Linked DNA regions of Homo sapiens: region 2 is linked to region 1. A link is a contact called in ENCODE Hi-C or POLR2A ChIA-PET data. All regions are on one chromosome and are shown on one strand. Each heading gives the region's core, a stretch centred on a gene start or an enhancer-like site at or near the end of the contact. The rest is flanking DNA. Distances are from core to core; before and after follow the strand shown.

Region 1 (3,689 bases), core at 1-2,500:
GCCTCCCAGGTTCAAGCGATTCTCCTGCCTCAGCCTCCCGAGTAGCTGGGATTACAGGCATGCGCCACGACGCCCAGCTAATCTTTGTATTTTTAGTAGAGACGGGGTTTCACCATGTTGGCCAGGCTGGTCTTGAACTCCTGACCTCAAGGAATCCACAGGCCTCGGCCTCCCAAAGTGCTGGGATTACAGGCATGAGACACCGCGCCCAACCCGAAGCTCAATTTCCTCATGTATTAATTAAATGAGATAATTTATATGGAGTTCTTAGTATAGAGCCTAGTATCCAAGAAACATCAAACAAACTGAAAAGAAATCATTTAAGCACCAAAGCACTGAAGACATTCCCTTCAACAACTGTTATATATATTTATGTATGTATAAATTTGTGTAAAGGTAGAAATAAACCGGTGGACAAAAAGATAACAACTGAATGATTTTGCTCACCCCAGGAACCACTCCTCCCTATAAACTATAAACTTTTCAGTAAGAGTTACCACGAGATAGCCTACCATCTTACATTTCAAAAAAACACTAAAAACTCCGGGGACACATTCCCATTATCTCCTGTCAAAACTGAGAATAAACAGAACACACCCTGCGAAGAATAAGGAGGGAATGACGAATAATTTGACCAAATTCCTTGACTGAGTTCATGCTAGTTACCAGAAAACAAAACCAGTCACTCACTGAGACCACGCTTCTTCTCTGACCTCTATACATCCTTTCCAAAGAGCTTCCTTCCCCACCTACCTGAAAAGCATCCCCTCTCCCCTGGTCCGAACGACAAGCCCTTTTCTGATCAAGTCAGAATCTCCCAGACCCACGGCCGGAGGACAGGCGGGCGAGGAGCACAAAAGCCTCTGCCGCATGGATCGGGGCCGGGCCGCAGGGTCCCCCGGGGGTCCTTCTCCTCCCCATCCACCCCATCGCAGCCTCCCCGTGACGGCCGGGACCCCAGGCCCGGGCCCAGGGAGGAGAAGGAGGGGGCGAGCGGCCGACCCTGCCTGGGCGCCCCACCCAAGGGGGGCCGCCACCTACATCTCCCCACCGCCCTCCCGACCCGGGAAGCCCCTCGGATTGGACCCGCCCCCGCCCCAGCAGGTCTTCGGCCCCACGCATCACCGCTTGCGCACCCGAGATCCGCAGTGGTCGCCGCTCTCCAGCCCCGGCTCCGCTCGCCGGGTCAGCTTGGCTCCGCTGCCCGCCTCCCCCGCCGCCAGCTCACCCCTGGCGGTGCGACCAGGGTTTCCGGACGCCCACGTGACCCTCCCGTCGCGGGGCACGCTGGGAGTTGTAGTCCCGCCACGCGGCCTCACCTGCCGGCGCGGAGGAGGGCGAGGAGGGCGGAGGCTGGGAGCCCACAGAACTCTGCTGCTGCGGACCTGGCCAGTAATGTTAGCTGCAAAAGACGAGAGGTAGAGAGAAGAAATGATATGGGGAGAACTGGTGCATCCTTTTTTTTTTTTTTTTTTTTTTTTTTTCAAAAAAGCGGTATTCGGTCTTTGTTTTTATAAAAAGTAACGTGCTGCTAAGTGTGCTACTGACCGGCCTAAATTTTAGGTGTCTAATTAAATGCAGGCCGGGCACAGTGGGCTCACGCCTGTAATCCAACACTTTAGGAGGTCGAGAAGGGAGGATCACTTGAACCCAGTAGTTCAAGACCAGCCTTAGCAACATAGCCAGACCCCATCTCTACAAAAAATGTTAAAATTAGCCAGGAGTAGTGGCATGTGCCTGTGGTCCCTGCTACTGGGGCGACCGAGGTGCGAGGATCGCTTGAGCCCAAAAGTTTGAGGCTGGCAGCTGTGATTGCTCCACTGCACCAGCCTGGGCAACAGAACGAGACCCTGCCTCCAAAAAAAAAAAATCCAACACAAGTGTCTCACACCTGTAATCCTAACACTTTGGGAGGCCGAAGTAGGAGCATCATTTGAGAACAAGAGTTTGAGACCAGCCTGGGCAAGGTAGTGAGAGCCGCCCCCCATCCACCACCACCACCGCCGCCACCGTTTCTTAAATAAAGGGAAAAAATACAGACACTTGTTCGAATTTTAAAGAAAAAAAACTTCTCTTAATCCAGAAAATCTCCACAACAACCATTACATACCTGTTCTCAAGATAAACAATCACTAGTCTTCAAATAACAGAACTTGACAACACCTTTTGTCAAACATAGTTCCTCCTTACTTAATAGTAGTAATTGGGGAGACCACTCATGTTGGCTTTATCCAGAAGCAAAACAAACTTCGCATAACTTTTTGTTGTTGTTGTTCGTTTTTTAAACTTCGCATATCTTTTTGTTTGTTTGTTTTTTGTTTTTGAGACGGAGTCTTGCTCTGTTACCCAGGCTGGAGTGCAGTGGCGTGATCTCAGCTCACTGCAAGCTCCGCCTCCCGGGTTCAAGGGATTCTCCTGCCTCAGCCTCCCGAATAGCTGGGACTACAGGCGCCCGCCACCACGCCTGGCTAATTTTTTTGTATTTTTAGTAGAGACGGGGTTTCACCGTGTTAGCCAGGATGGTCTCGATCTCCTGACCTCGTGATCTGCCCTCCTTGGCCTCCCAAAGTTCTAGCATTACAGGTGTGAGCCACCGCAGCCGGCCAAAGTTCGCATATCTTTATAGCAGGAGGTAGTTTTACAAATTGGAGCAAGGCGCCCATACCCACTAATTTAGTCTCTTACCCTCATGTAGGAACTGGAAGATACAGGCACTAACTCACGTCTGAATTTCAAAAAGATGACCCCCAAGTCCTTGAGGATACATTTCTGAGTTGTGATACTGGCAAGAGGCTCATTTCGCCGTTATAAAGATTTGTGTACATTCGAAAAGGACAGAGAAAGAAATTTTGAAGGAACAGAGAGAAGGCTGAGAAGTCTCTTTATTTTCAGCAGAGGAATTAAGCCTGTTATTTTTCATTTTTATTTGCCCTTATACAGTGGTAGTTTTGTTTCTAGCCCTTATACAGTGGTAGTTTTGTCTCTAGGCATCCAAGGAGAAATATGATGTCAGGGTGAGCAAAAATAAATGAGCCAAATATGTTACTTTTATTTTTAAAAATATATTGTGAATCGTTTATTTTTCAGCCTAAAAAAGGTAGCAAATTCTGACACATACTACAACATAGACGAACCTTCAAAAACATTATGCTAAGTGAAATAAGTCAGACATAAAAGGACCAGTACAGTACAGTTCCACTTATATGAGGTAGCCAGAGTAGTGAAATTCATAGAGTCAGAAAGTAGCATGGTGGTTGCCCATGGCTGGAGGGAAGGGGAAATGAGAAATTGTTGTTTAATGGCTATGGAGTTTCCGTTTGGGATGCCAAAAAAGTCCTGGAGATGGATGGTGATGTTGGTTGCACAACAATGTATTTAATGCCATTGAATTGTACACTTAAAAACGGTTAAAATGGTAAATATATATACATAGAGTGAAATACATAGTTTTTTGTGTTATATTTACATATGGGTGTATACATATATATGTGTGTGTGTATACTTCAAGTATATAACCTGTGTCACCACCACTCAGGGCTAGAATGCCTTCTTAGCCATGTGGTGGTGTGTATCTTTAATCCCAGCTACTAGGGAGGTTGAGGTAGGAGGATCACTTCAGCCGCACCTTTGGAGGCTGCAGTGAGCTATGATCGTACCACTGTGCTCCAGCCTGGGTGACAGAGGGAGAC
Region 2 (3,713 bases), core at 171-2,670, 160 kb before region 1:
CTGTGACATCCCGTGGAGACTTCATTCAGGTTGGGCGCTGCACCCCAACCACACAGGGAGGGCTGAGGGCTTTTTCTAGTTTGCACAAAGGCGCCATCTGTGAGCTAAGCTGCACATCATGGGTGTGCGTCCACCCGGAGGAGGGACCTTTTCCAACTCACATCAGGTTTCCTTGTGTCCCCAGGGGCCCTGAAGCAGTCTGGGGTGCTGCTGACCTTCCCCCACACCCCCACTGCTTTCTATTTATATCTTCCCATCTTTTCTACCATTCAGAGTGCAGGTGGGATTTAGGGGACCCAGGAATGCCAGAATTCTGCCCTAGCTCTTCCACCCCTTCCTTCCTGTGGGGTTCCTGGGGATTGGCACACACAGAGGATAAAGGCAAATGGCACAGAGCCTGACACTCCACTCGGGGCAGGGCTCTGGGCTGCATGGCACAGCTGAGGCTCGGAACTCCAGGATCCAGAGGTTCTCCCTTCCCTGGCCATGCTTGGGCCCAACCTGCCAGTGCTCATGTGGGGAGGATGAGGGAGGCCAGAAGGACAGGCTCCAAGAGGACCTTGGTTCGCCGTCCTTGTTCTGTCCCCAGAGCTGGAGGAGCCAGTGAGAAGAGCAAGATCCATCCACCCCCTGAGAGTAGGATGTGGGAGGGAAGGCCACACCTTGGCACAGACCTCATCACACAGGGTCCCCGCCCCCTTATACAGGTGGCTGAAGCAGAGTCCTGGATCCTGGCCAAAGGGATTGGCAGCAGCTCCCTAGAGGGAAGCCAGCCAGGGGCGGGCTTCTTGTCCCCTACGGGAACATGGTCTCATTTGATCTTCACAGCCTCCCTGTTTTACAGATGGGGAAACTGAACTGCATGCTAAACAAGGATGAGGAATTGGGTCTAGGTCACGCAGGTAGTAAGCAGAGCTGGGCTTTGATGCTGTGGCCGACTCTGCAGCCTCTGCCCAGGTTCTTCTTTGGGATACAACTGCTGACAGCTCACCGCCAGTCTGTTCCCAGGAATAGCCCTGCCTGAAGGGGGCTGCCTGGCCCAAGGGTGGCTCCTTCCTTGCGGGGCAGCCTGAATTCAACCGAACCATGTAGGGGTGAGATATGGGGAGTGGGGTGCAAAAACCCAGCCCCTTGCCTCCACTCAGGACAACTCCGAAGGGCTTTGTAACTCGTCATGGGATGGAGGGCCGGGCTTTGGTGGCAAGTGCATCACATTTCACCTTCTCCCTTGGCCCAGCCCTGCTCTCCTCTTACAGTTGCTGTGCTGAGCACATGCCTGGATCAGCCTCTGCGGGCATCTTGCCTATGCCATCTGCACTCCCCGTCCTTAGGAAGTGCTGCCTCACCTCCTTCCTAGGACCCAGGACAAATAAACCAAAGATCCAAAAAGTAGAGGGTGAGGCAGCCCAGAGGTTTACAACAGCAGTAAGTGACTGCCACCCCTAGGCTGGAGGGAGAGAAGGAGGGGGCGGGGTGCCTGTGTCTAGAAGTTGGTCTTCTGCATTTCAGCAGTGCTTAGTGATCTCTCTAGGCCCCTAGCCAGTCCAGGATTCTATGAATGGGGACAGAAGGAGGGGTCGGGCTTCCCTGCACCCAGGGATCACCCAGCAAAGCCAGAGCTATGGTGGGTTTGTCAAGGGGGGAAATGCAGCCCTTGATGGAAACACTCCTGAAGTTGGGGGCCCAGAGTGACACCCTGACTTCTCTCTTCCTTTCTGCTTGACTTTTCTGATGATAGACTACCTAACAATACGAGGTGTTGTATTGTTAAACTTTGCATACCAAGGTCTTAATATGCACATATATTTGGGTAATATTAAAGATTTCGTCAGCTTGGGGTCCATAATAATTTTTTTTTTTTTGAGACGGAGTCTCGCTCTGTTGCCCAGGCTGGAGTGCAATGGCATGATCTTCAGCTCACTGCAACCTCTGCCTCCCGGGTTCAAGCAATTCTCCTGCCTCAGCCTCCCAAGTAGCTGGGATTACAGGCGCCCACCACCACACCCGGCTGATTTTTGTATTTTTAGTAGGGATGGGGTTTCACCATGTTGGCCAGGCTGGTCTTGAATGCCTGACCTCAGGTGATCCACCTGCCTCGCTGTACTAAAATGCTGGGATGACAGGCCTGAGCCACCGCAATAATTTTTTCTTTTAAAAGAGAAACACTGCTGTAGGATGATATGCCAGAGGTGTGTGGCAAAGCACCGTCCACTCCAGCCCAGACACCACAGCCTTAAGGTCCAATTCCTTAAGTTTCCATTCCTTTGATCCTTTGGGATATGGGGGTGGGGAGCTGAAAACAGCCCTTAGGGCCAGAGGATGTGGGAGCACAGGAAGAGGTCCTAGAAGTTTCCTTGTCCACATTCCTCACTTTACTGAGGGGAAACCCCAGACCCAGAGAGCTCCAAGCTTGGACAACCCCTTTTATGGAGGGTGAACTGTAGTGTTTTGGGGAATCATCACTACTGAGGAATGGAGTCAGCGCAGGGCTTTTATTTTTATTTATTTAATTAATTTATTTATTTAGAGACAGAGTTTCCCTCTTGTTGCCCAGGCTGGAGTGCAATGGTGTGATCTCGGCTCACTGCAGCCTCCACCTCCCGGGTTCAAGCAATGCTCCTGCCTCAGCCTCCCAAGTGGCTGGGATTACAGGCACCCGCCACCATGCCCAGCTAATTTTGTATTTTTAGTAGAGACAGGGTTTCTACTAAACCTGTCTACTAGTAGAGACAGGGTTTCGGTTACACCTAGGCTAATAACCATTGCGCTCTGGATGGGCTGACCCTCACCGTGTTGGTCAGTCTGATCTCAAACTCCCGATCTCAGGAGATCCGCCCACCTTGGCCTCCCAAAGTGCTGGGATTACAGGCGTGAGCCACCGCGCTCAGCCAACTGCAGGGCTTTTAAATCTCAGCCTAGATGAGGGCTTGTATGTGCACGTGTGTGTTTGGTATGTGTGCATGTACATGGTTCGTGTGTACATGCATGTGGCATGTGTGCACATGTGTATGGTATGTGTGCGCCTGTGGGTGCACATGTATGTACGTGTATGGTGTGCATGCATGTGTGTGTGCATGTATGTAGATGTGTGCATGTGTGCAGTCTCCATTTTGGAAGTTCACATCTTTTGAATTTTTTTTTTTTTTTTTTGAGAGAGTGTCGCCCAGGCTGGGCTGGAGTGCAGTGGCGTGATCTCGACTTCACTGCAATCTCCACCTCCTGGGTTCAAGCGATTCTCCTGCCTCAGCCTCTCAAGTAGCTGGGATTACAGGTGCCTGCCACCACACCGGGCTAATTTTTTATATTTTTGGTAGAGAAGGGGTTTCACCATGTTGGCCAGGCTGATCTCGAACTCCTGACCTCAAGTGATCCGCTCACCTTGGCCTCCCAAAGTGCTGACATTACAGGCTGACACCATGCCCCGGCCCCTTCTTTTGAATTTTGAGTGACCACAGGCATTGATGATAGAATGTGAATACATTTGATTTGTATTCATATGGAGGGAAAGTGCCTCTGACCTGTCCCCATGGAAGGAAAATAAGATTGGCCTGGAGATACTTACCTTGTGGGGGAGATAACAGGATCACAGAAATGATTTTCCCAGGGCAAGCCTCATCCATTGCACTCTGGATGGGCTGACCCTCACAATTTCCCCAAACGTGGGACCTCAACTGCATAATTTGTGGTAATGGGGGACTGTGTTTATGCTTTCC

The links. A loop is a pair of places that touch in the nucleus more often than their neighbours do. ChIA-PET counts read pairs that join two places held with the same protein, here RNA polymerase II (POLR2A). Pooled maps may share reads with other maps.
Region 2: a map of B cell shows a loop between it and region 1 (3-fold over the local background). The contact joins the enhancer-like site here to the promoter of SLC37A3 in region 1. A Hi-C loop is called at or near these places in 3 of 168 maps with a recorded cell type or tissue (B cell, CD8-positive, alpha-beta T cell and naive thymus-derived CD4-positive, alpha-beta T cell), 4 of 37 single-sample maps with no recorded cell type and 12 of 50 pooled maps. POLR2A ChIA-PET finds 5 or more read pairs at or near these places in 3 of 52 experiments (HepG2, activated T-cell and activated naive CD8-positive, alpha-beta T cell).

What each region holds. Positions count from the first base shown.
Region 1 is chr7:140,397,280-140,400,968 of GRCh38, forward strand. It overlaps SLC37A3 (solute carrier family 37 member 3), which reads right to left and starts at 1,251. Exons shown (of 15, transcript NM_207113.3): 1 at 1,137-1,251. RefSeq lists silencers at 789-1,058, 1,169-1,398.
Region 2 is chr7:140,238,316-140,242,028 of GRCh38, forward strand. All of the region lies in intron 1 of LOC107986854 (a long non-coding RNA gene), which reads left to right. It also overlaps the pseudogene RNU1-58P. Among named protein-coding and RNA genes, the nearest start is that of KDM7A-DT, 63 kb to the left of the region's middle. Within about 2 kb of position 1,421, at least 3 of the 41 ENCODE cell types and tissues checked have a DNase peak (open chromatin) inside an H3K27ac peak, as active enhancers do.